Linked DNA regions of Mus musculus: region 2 is linked to region 1. A link is a contact called in ENCODE Hi-C or POLR2A ChIA-PET data. All regions are on one chromosome and are shown on one strand. Each heading gives the region's core, a stretch centred on a gene start or an enhancer-like site at or near the end of the contact. The rest is flanking DNA. Distances are from core to core; before and after follow the strand shown.

Region 1 (5,528 bases), core at 2,005-4,504:
AGTAGTGGCTTGATTACAATAATTTTGTCATCGCCTTGACCTGGTATTTGAGTTGTGTTGGATCTAAGCAGATTCCATAACATAGGAAAGCCTTAATCTGGGGCTGCAGCAGGAGGCAGAGTCTAAGATATAAATCTCTGAAAATCTTCAAAAGGAAAGAATCAGAACTGGAGCTGGAAAGATGCTTAGTGGACAAAAGAACTCACTGCCAGTTTAACAACCTGAGTTTGAATCCTGGGATCCACATGAAGAAAGGAGAGAAATGACTGCCATAAATTCTCCTCTGACCTCTCCATGCTCAATGTGGCACAGAAGCATGTGTGTCCACACACAAATAAACAAATGAAATAAAATGTTTTATAGATTTGCTTATGTATATGGGCATTTTGCCTGCACATGTCTGTGTACTGCGTGCAATGCCCGAAGAGGCCAGAAGAGGCGTTACATGGCCTGGAACTGGAGTTACAGGTGGTTGTGAGCTGCTATGTGGAGATATAAGTCACCAATTTAGGAAGAACTTAATTACAGATTTGTGAGATAGTCACACAATTCCTTTAAATTAAAAAAGAATGCATTTTCATCTTGTCACTTACCAGGCAAGCTGTGACAATTAAAATATTAACCGAGGGGGCTGGAGAGATGGCTCAGCAGTTAAGAGCATTGACTGTTCTTCTGAAGGTTCTGAGTTCAAATCCCAACAACCACATGGTGGCTTACAATCACCTGTAATGAGATCTGATGCCCTCATCTGGTGTGTCTGAAGAAAGCTACAGTGTCCTTAGATATAATAATAAATAAATCTTTAGGCCGGAGTGAGCAGGGCTGACCGGAGTGAGCAGAGGTCCTGAATTCAAATTCCCATCAACCACATGATATACATAAAATAAATTAAAAAATATTTTAAAAAATTAACCTAAAGGTTAAGGAGAGCTAGTAGAGAAAGGGGGAAATGGCAATTGAGAAAGACATTTTTAAAGGTACCATGACTGTAGAGGCTCTAATGAAAATCTTAGACTGAAACGCCCTTACTTGTAAAAGGGTAAAGTGTGTGCAAGACGTAGGCCAGGTGCATATGCATCCTGCTGGTTGGTTTTTACCATCAGCTTGGTACACACTAGAGTCATCTGGGGAGAAGGGTCCTCAATTGAAGAATTACATCCATCAGATCGGCTTGTGGGACTGTCTCTGGGGCATTTTCTTGGTTTCTAGCTGATATAGGAGCGGCCAGCCCATCGTGGGCGGTAACAAACCTAGGCAAGTGGGCCTAGGTTACATGGAAAGCTGTCTGAGTGTGGGAGAAGAGGCAAGCCAGTAAGAAGTGGTCCTCCGTGGTTTCTGCTTCAAACTTCTGCCTTGAGTCTCTGCAATGAAGTCCCTCCATGATAGATCGTGACCCCTCTGCTGTCTGCCCCTCATCTCTCTGACACCCTCTTCTGGTATGTCCGAAGAGAGCGACAGTGTACTCATATTCATTAAAAGTAAATCTTTTGTTGTTGTTGTTGTTGTTGTTGTTTTTTCGACACACGGTTTTTCTGTGTAGCCCTGGGTATCCTGGAACTCACTCTGTAGACCAGGCTGGCCTTGAACTCAAAATCCGCCTGCCTCTGCCTCCCAAGTGCTGGGATTAAAGGCGCGTACCACCACTGCCCCGCAAAAAGTAAACCTTTGAAAAAACAAAACAAAAAACACCTTGTCCTAACACGGGGTTTCCTCTTTACCTTTTTAAACCGCCATTTCCCTGTGCACCACGTCTTTCTCCCCTCTACCCAGAGGCAGTCCTTTGCTGTGCTGTCATCATCCTGTCTGTTGTGACCCCCCCCACCCCCCTTCTCCCTCATCCTCTATCTCCTGTCTTTGGCTCTTATTCCCTGCCCTTTGAACTTTGGGGCAAAACCCCTCTACGCTAAGAACTTGGTCTTGGGTATCTTGCGCCAATACTGGCCTTTTCACAGGCGTGTGTAGTGAGTGCCTTTACCTCTTGAACTATCTTGCTGGCTATTTTTTGTTCCGATTTTAAATTTTTAAATTAAAAAATGTTTGTTACTTGCTCTGTGTAAACCATAGGATGGTTTGTCCTCAGCTCTCTCCTGCCACCTTGTGGTTGCAACAGAAGCTGCACGGACTCTATACCACTACTTACCTCTGAGAAGAAAAACTTTCTGATCTTTTAGCTTGCGGGAAGATTAAGGGATGGAGCTTCCTGTGCAGTACTGTGCAGAATCCTAGCTCAGCCTCATTTTTCTTTACGCTGGGATCAGAGATAACACTGCCTCACTAGGCAAGGCAGTGGCCGGCCCCGTGGACAGCATTTACGAACACCGTCCCTCCCCCCAACCCCAAGGCACACACACTCATCGTCTTACTATGTAGTCCGGATGACCTGGAACTTGCTATGTAGACCAGGCTGGTCTCGAACTCACAGAAATCCGCTAGCTTTTGCCTAAGGAGTGCTAGGATTAGGAGTGTGCTTGGCTACATTTTCTCTTAAAACTTCATTTTGCACTTTTTGCGGGAGTACACTCAGGTGTGCCACAATACATGTGTGGAGGTCAGAGGAAAATAGTTCTCCACCATGTGGGTACCGGAAGGTCGATCTCAGGTAGTCTGACCTGGCAGGAAACGCCTATACTCGCTGAGCCATCTCATCAGCACAAACTATTATTTTGCCATTTACCGATTCATACGTAAAATAATGTATCAGTCATCTTTCCGCTGCTTAAGAGGATAGATGATAGTGGCTGAGGCCAGGTGCGATTCAGGATTCAAGTTTATCAATTAGAAGTGGGGAAGGCAGCCGGGCATGGTGGTGCACGCCTTTAACCCCAGCAGAGGCAGAGGCAAGTGGATTTCTGAGTTCGAGGCCAGCCTGTTCTACAGAGTGAGTTCCAGGACAGCCAGGGCTGTCTCGAAAAACCAAAAAAAAAAAGTGGGGAAGGCTTTTCAGTGCAGAAAGACCCCACTGTCTGCTCTGGAGCGCCATGAATAAACTGTGGCAAATACGTTCCTCTCCTACTTCCAGCAGGACTAGCATAGGGGACGCCCAGCCAGAGACGATGGGATCCTTAGCTATCCGGTGCTCTCAGAGTCTTTCTGGCCTCACCCGTCAATCAAGACCACGGGGGCGGAGCCTGAGCCTGGGAGCGAAGGCAAGGTGAACTGTCCAATGAGCACGCGCGGACCGGCTCCATCGCGGGATCTGGGTTCCTCACCCCGCCCCTGCAGGGATTTGATTGGGCGGCTGGCCGGGCTGTCCCGCCTTCGTGGGGCGGTGACTGTCACCGCCAGGCGCCGAAGGGACCGGACTCCTACAGGCCTGCAAACGGTGAGTTGAGGGTCTCGAAATACGAGCGGAGGAGCTGTTGAAACCGGCTGGGGCGGGACTCGCGCCAGCTTGGCGTCTGCGCCATGGACGCCGCCGACTCCGTTTGTCTGGCTGGTTCGTTTTCGGTTCGGCCGGGTTCCCCCTGTCCTGTCTTGCCCCGCTCGGCTCGGCTCGGTTTTCTTCGGCTCGGCTCGGCTCGGCTCGGCTCTGTCCCTCCGTCGGTCAGAGACTGCAGCGGGCTCGTTGCCCCTTCTGGTCCCCGAGGCGACTGCGCCCAAGGGATGGCGCTGTCTTCGGTCTGTGCATTGACCGCGGGTGGCTCGTGACCTGGCCCCAGGTTCTGGTGCTGGTTCCCAGCCAGTCCTCGTATAGAAAGCCTCACTCAGATGTCTGAAGCGAACCCGGATTTGTAGGTCGCATTCCGCTTCCCCAGTTCACAAAAACATTATCAGTCCACCTGTCCTTCATTCTGTTTTTCAAATTGCTTACTTCCCAAAGTAATTCATGACACTTGTAGTGTTTTAAGCATGGTCTGGCAGCCGTTCTTTTGTCACTGCCTCCTCAATACTGATACCTCTGATGGGGGTCACTATAGGCAGTTTTGGAGGACACTCCTTTTTTTAAAGGCTTCTTTCTAGCCGGATGTGGTGGCTTGGGGAGGCTGATGCAGGAGGATCACAACGTTCGAGGCCAGCCTGCCGGTTCCAGCAATCCTGTCTCTAACCTACTCAGTGCTGGTACTGGCTGCTTCCCCATCCTTTCCTCTCCCTTCCCGTCGCCTGCCCTTCATCTTGTCATCTTGCATTTTTCTCATACAGTTAAAAGACCTCTCGCCTGCGCTGCGAGGGACACAGGTGGTGTCTGCAGTCGCTGGTAACCGCTGCGTGTGACGCGGAGGCTGAGGAGCCGGCACCTTCGGCCTGGGACCCCTGGACTTTCTGCGTGCCCTTGGGAAGCATGCCTGGGTGAATGAGGAGTCGGGACAAGGGGAAGATAAGACAAGAGCGCACCCGCACGAGAACAGAACTTTTCAAACAACTGAGTTTTCTTGAGACAGTTAACCTTTTAAGAAGGGAGGAAGATGATCCGGTCCCTGCCCACCATGACCGTCCTCATCCCACTGGTCTCGCTGGCAGGCCTGCTCTACTCCGCCTCCGTGGAGGAAGGCTTCCCAGAGGGCTGCACCAGCGCCAGCAGCCTGTGCTTCTACAGCTTGCTCTTGCCGGTCACCGTGCCTGTGTACGTGTTCTTCCATCTGTGGACATGGATGGGCCTGAAGCTCTTCAGACATAACTAGGGGAGCCGAGGCCCCTCCTGCTCGGGCTGCCTGCGGAGTGGGGCATGGCCGGAGGTTCCTGGCTGTTGCAGATTCTTTTGTAGCTGAAAAATACTTTTCAATAAAATGTCTTATGGGAGAGGAACACGACCAGCCTTCATCCAAAGACTGTTTCTTCTAAGATTTGTTCTTAATTGTGTGTCTGTGTGTGGGTATGCGCATGTGAGTGTGGGTGCCCAAGGAGGCCATGCAAGTGATGGGTCCCTGGAGTTGGGGGTACAGGCAGTTGTAGGCTACCGGAGCTGTGTTCAGATCATCCATAAAGGATGCGAGTTCATGTTCTTAGCCCCTGAGCCATCTCTCTGCCCGCCTATTGCCTTCTCATTTAGTTCTGGGGAACCTCAAGCTGTGAGAGGCAGACCTTGTCCTCCTTACCTTCCTGTCTCTACCTCCTGAGTGCTAAACTTATAGGCAAGAGCTCCACATCCATTCATGTGGTGCTGGAGGAACCCAGGGTTTCAGGAACGCCAAGCCAGCACTCTGCCAACCAAGCACCCAGGCCCTAAGGACTGTCTTTTTTTTAGCCCATTCATTTAAAAGTTAGTTGTTTGGAAGCCAGGCAGTGGTGACACACACACTTGGGAGGCAGAGGTGGATCTCTTGAGGGTCCAGGCCAGCATAGTGAGACTGTCAAAAATAATTTGGGATTTTGTTTCCGCTTCAAGGTCAATGGTGAAGTGTTAGGTTTGACTCCTCCCAGAGGAGCTGAGTGGAGTAGTGCCATATATAAAAACCAATATCTGGAAGCTGGACATACCAAGCCTGGGTCTGCGGCTGGGCAGATGGCTCAGCAGTTCCTTGGACCAGCTGCTCTTAGTCCCCAGGTTGGTGACTCACGACTGCCTGTAACTCCAGTTCCAGAGGATCAGA
Region 2 (5,528 bases), core at 1,061-3,560, 230 kb after region 1:
ATCACTGAGCACCTAGTCTTGGAACTCACTCTGTGTTCTCATTACCAATTAAGGAAAAGATTTCAAAGCTGTTATTCTAACTGCAACTGACCTAGCTTTTATAATATAAACTACACATTAAGGCATGCACATTTTCAAACACATTCTAAAAGAACCCAAACAAGAAGATTTTTTGGTCTGAGTTTTGAACTACTTTCAAAAGGATATTTTTAAGTTAAAGGACAAATTTCAACCAACTTTCCAAAGAGTTTTGTTCCTGTATATAGCACTATTTTAAGTAATTTTATTCTTTTAGTCACAAAATATCATTTTTAAAGTCAATACTATCTAGAATTGTGGTAACTTTACTGCATGCAAGTTTTAAGAATGCTTTCAATAAAAAATTCAAACTCATAAGTCAATGTGCAAACACACACACATATAAACCTTGTCTTGGAAAATGATTATATATATTAGTTGCATTTGGAATAACAGGCTGGCTTGAACTCAAGAGATCCTCAGGCCTCTGCCCGCTGAGCGCTAGGATCAAAGGTATGCGCCACAAAGCCTGGCTCATATAAATAAAAATTTAAAGATTCAATGTAAGTGACAAATATTTGGTGAATAATTGTCCCTATTCGCTATAGCTGCTACAAAATATGTCGTGGCTGCTTCTATTATTATTAAAATGAATTTTTTTCAAATTCATTTATTTGTCTGTATAGGGATACCATACACAAGTATGTCTGGGTACCACATATGTATCTGGGGTCCCTGGAGGCCAGAAGAAGACATTAGCTTCCCCGAGACTGGAGTTACAGGCTTTTATGAGACTCAAATGGGTGCTGGGAATTGAACCTAGGTTCTCTGGAAGAGAAGCCAGTGCTCTTGGCAGCTGAGCCATCTCTCCAGTCCTCTATTAGAAATTCTAACGTTATCAAAATGTTGTTTTCCTCAAGATAACTGAGAACTTCAAACGGAGCACAGGGTGTGTGGGGCAGCATAACTGTCAAGTTGAAATCTTTAATTGTTGAAATCCTTAACTAGTATCTTGGGCTTAGCTTATGGAATTGTTAACTACACTACCCAAAATAAATTATTACTATCCTCTACGACATTTTTCAATGTAGTACAGAAACACTGTATGCCCACTTTACAAAACTCACAAGTCTTGAAATTTAAAGAACAGCTTGAAGCAAAAGAAAAAGAGGAACTGTCCTGCAATAAAAGAATGGGCCAACAGCAACACGCAATCCTGAATGTCGGTGTACAGCTGCAACGTGAAGCTAAAACTAGGCATAAATAATAAGATTAACAACGGAATCTAGACCTTATTTCCAAGGAAGAGATGAGGAAAGCATTGTTGAAATGATACGCTACATAAACACTGAGGTGTACCAACCCTACAGCATACACTTATAATTTTGTTTTGTACACGCTGAGGTAACTATAAGCCCTGTTTCCTTTCAACCAGTATCAACCCTGTGCATGAGACTTTCTTTCTAAAGTTAGTAGAGCCGTGACTTATGAAGGACGCCAGGCTAAAGCACCTGCTCATTTAGACTTCGGTGGTTTCATCACAGGATTCTTAAGCGCTCAAGCTCCTCTGGGCCTGTGAAGTCCTTTATCACTTCCATCAGATTCCAAGCACACAGTACGAGTCACTGGGCCGACTCCACCCTGCCAACTATTCCAGCTTTAGGGCAGGGCTTGTCCCACTAGGCCCCTGAGCGGCACTCTCCCGGGTCACAGCAAGACGGATGAAGGATGGAGGGAAGCGTGCTTTAAGTCCCGGGAGCCGGGGGGGCAGGCTCAAGCCAGAGCGCCCAGGCGCTCACACCCCGAGCCAGCACTTGGGGGAGTGGAGGAAGGCTAAACGACTACAGAGCTCGGGGTTTGCATGGGGTTTTTGAGGCCCTGCCTTCCCCAGAGCCAGGGACGGAGCAGCGAAGCCGGGGCGGCTGCGACCCCGCGGCTTCCGTCCGGCTGCACGCTCGCTGTGCGCACGCGCCACGCTGGCCGCAGGCTGACAGCGCGGGCGGGGGTCCCGGAGTCGGCAGGGGTCATGGTTCACAGCGCCCGCAGAGTCTCTCACCTCGGTAAACGGGTCCATCGCCCCAGGCCTCACCAGTGGACGGCTAGACGGTGGGTCCGACGGTTCAAACTCAGGAAGAGGAAAGAAGTGAGTGCAGGCTCGGCGCAGCTCCTGGAGGAGGACTGCAGTCGAGGCGGCGGGCGCTCTCACACCCAGTCGGCTCTGCCCTCCGCACCCACGGAGTCGGTAGGCTACCACGGCCGTTCAAAATTTGAATTTCAGCGCCCCGGACGACACGCATGCGCGCGGGGTGGGCGGGGCCGGGCGGGCCGCTTGCCCCCGCCCCTGAGCTAGGTCACGTGATGCGGCCAAGTTGGGACTGGTCCGGAGCTGCGAGCACTGCTCTCTCTCCTCCGCTTGGGTGGAGACGGTTCTGCCGTTGAACTGCCTAGGGAGAGGGCCCTGCCATCCCGCACGCACCCACGCACGCCGTAGCGGGTCCCTTCCTGACTCTGTCAGCTCCCGCCGCCCTGCCTTCTTCCTCCGTGGGCCTTACGAACCCGGTCCGGCCCTCTGGCCTTTGGGCCTGATCCTGCCACCAGAAGTGGGACTAGACAGCCAGCTTGACCTCCTGAGAGACCACTCTGGCGGGTCCCCACACTCTCAGCCAGTGACTAGTTCTTTGTTTGGTGGGGAAAAGAGATGACAGTAACAGACCCTTCGGTTTTAAATCCCAGTCAACTACCCAAAGCCAGCAGTGAGAACACTTTGAGAGAAGGGACAATCGGAAAGTCCATATTTAATAAAAGTTCCCGTTTAACAGGCAGAAAGCAGGACAAACTATTGCACGAGTAACTTTTAATCTGACTTTCCTTTTCCTCTTCCTGGGAGGGTCTTTTGGAGACCCTCACAGTGTCTTACCATTTGACATTCTGCTAGGCTTTCCAAGAATGTGTCTAAAAAGATGGGTTGCCAAACCTCTGGTAGTAGAACTGTTTGCCTTTATACGTCAAAAGGTCGACAAAGCACCAAAATCTCTGTGCCTAGGTTGGTGCTGTGAGAGCTAAAGTCCTTACGAGATTGTGTAAAACAGATGTATGGTAGCAAGGTTTATGGTTGAGTCTCTGTGTCCTAAATGAGTCCATAACAGGATCAACTGTGCTTATTGAACAGAAAAACTGAAAGTGTTGAAGGGTCAAGTCCAGAATCAAAGCTAAATAAAAATAGGAAGCTTGGGGCCAGCGACAGAGCACATGCTAGCTATGAGGGCGCTTGCTACCAAGTCTTGGGACCTGAATTCTAGACCCAGAACCAGTTCCAGCAAATTGTCCTCTGACCTGCACACACACACACAGGAAATAAATTAATGATGTTTTTCTAAGTAATAAAGAATTTAAAAATGTATAGATTGTAATAAACTGAATTTGGGGCATGGAATAAGAACTTCTTTAAGAGCAACTTCTAAGAATTCAGATCCTTGGGACCACAGTATAACAAGAATAATAAATTTCCTTGGTGCCTTGGAGCTGTGAAATGATAGAAAATGGAAGGAGCTTTGTTTAAGTGTGTGGTGTGTGGGGTTGTTAGAATTTGCTACCTATAAACCAAAGGGAACGGATGCCTGAATTTTTTTTCAAGCACTGAACAGGAAAAGGGGTGTGGGTACTTGGGGTGTGGCTGTGTAGGTCAGTCTTGGGAATGAGTCATTGGAAATTTATGTAGCCGTTGTGCCTTCGGGCTGTTGCCTCTGTAATCCTTGGTTTCATTGTAAACAATTTGATTCTAGCTAGCATGGATAAAGCAGTATTGCTACTCTAAACTTGTAGGTTTTTTTTCCTACTACCACGCCCTGTAGCGTTGACCTTTCATTAATGTCTTGATCATAGTGGTAATAAGGATAGCAGCACCCACCAGTACAATAGCTCCCATGTATGAAGCTGGTCTATCCCAGAAGCCATGCTACAGATTCAAGAGCACACCCCTAGACCACTGCAGTTGTCTCCTAACATTTCTGTGTGAGTCTCTGACCCATAGCAGTTCTTTCTTAAGCTTATAAGCTGGAATAACTTTTCTCATTTAAAAAAAAAAAATCAGGCTGGTGAGATGGCTCAGTGGGTAAGAGCACCCGACTACTCTTCCAAAGGTTCAAAGTTCAAATCCCAGCAACCACATGGTGGCTCACAACCACCCATAATGAGATCTGATGCCCTCTCTGGTGCGCCTGAAGATAGCTACAGTGTACTTACATATAATAAATAAATAAATAGATAGATAGATAGATAGATAGATAGATAGATAGATAGATAAATCTTTTTAAAAAATCATTGCTGGATATGGTGGTAATGCATACAATCCCAGATTATCATCATCTAACCAAGGGGCTTGAGACATGGCTCAGCAATCAAGAGCATTGGTTGCTCTTCCAGAGGAACTAGGTTTAATTCCCAGCACCCACGTGGTGGCTCACAACCACCTGTAACTCCAGCCCTAGCTGTCCAGTTTCCCCTTCAGCCTATGTGGATTCTAGGTACACACATGATACACAGACATACATGTAGACAGAACATCCATATACATAAAAATATTCTTTTAAAGACAAGGATCTCAAGGTGAGATAGGGCCCTAGAAAAATGAGTATTTCATCTTCAGAGGATCTATTCTTTTAAACAAATAATTATGTTTCTTGTAGATAAAATTAACCTCAAAAATGTGGTAACATTAACTTTATCAAGGACACTCCAAAATATATATTTCAAGTTAAAGTTTTCAAAAATCACATACATTCTCACAATTGACAAAGTAATACAATAACATAAATATTTATATTTTTACAGAAAGAGAAAAGGCCAAGACCTGACCAGAAAGCAGTGGCAAAAAGGATCAGACAAAGGTTCTCCACGTCAGGTTATCTGGCTAATGGGCGTCTCCTTTTATGCATGTATTGTAATGAAGAATAAGAACCAACAAAAATTAAGTGGGGTGTGGGGGCACCTGACTGAGTCAGGATGATTTCAGCTCAAGGCTAGCCTTGGCTACATAGTAGGTTCCAAGCCAGCTTGGGCTACCTAGTAAGACCTTTCAAAAACAGGTCATTTTGCTTTCGAGTATACAGATGGGTGTGGTGGTGCATACTTGTAATGCCAGCTACTTCAGGTTGATTAAGTGAGAGGATCACAAATTTGAAGGCAACCTGGGCCATTCAGTGAGATTCTGTCTTAAAATAATTTTAAAATGCACTTGCGAGTGGCTCGGTGCTGGAGTGCTTGTATGGCATGTAGGAGAGGCTCTGTGAGCAACCTCTAGGAATAGAGATGCAAGGGAGGAGTATCAATGTGTTACAGACACCGTGTCCTCAGTATGTCCCAGAATAGCCTCAAACTTCCTATGCAGTGGAAGATGACCTTGAAGTCCTGATCTTCTTGCTTCTACCTCCCAAGGGCTGAGATTACAGGTGTGCACCGCTGTCAACGTGTGTAGGGATCCCAAGGGTAGAGCCACATTAACAGGACACGGG

What was found. Hi-C counts contacts between places; a loop is a spot of excess contacts on that map. ChIA-PET counts read pairs that join two places held with the same protein, here RNA polymerase II (POLR2A).
Region 2: a loop to region 1 is called in a map of CH12.LX, with 4 times the contacts of the local background. The contact joins the promoter of Anln here to the promoter of Pigyl in region 1. A Hi-C loop is called at or near these places in 11 of 37 maps with a recorded cell type or tissue (CH12.LX, Patski, adrenal gland and 4 more). POLR2A ChIA-PET finds 5 or more read pairs at or near these places in 3 of 5 experiments (Patski and embryonic stem cell).

Annotation. Positions count from the first base shown.
Region 1 is chr9:22,153,592-22,159,119 of GRCm38, forward strand. Pigyl (phosphatidylinositol glycan anchor biosynthesis, class Y-like) reads left to right here and starts at 3,255. Exons shown (of 2, transcript NM_001082532.1): 1 at 3,255-3,322; 2 at 4,141-4,764. The coding sequence starts at 4,404. The coding sequence ends at 4,619.
Region 2 is chr9:22,386,896-22,392,423 of GRCm38, forward strand. Anln (anillin, actin binding protein) reads right to left here and starts at 2,311. Exons shown (of 24, transcript NM_028390.3): 1 at 2,075-2,311. The coding sequence starts at 2,092. It also overlaps a transcript of 9530077C05Rik not described here.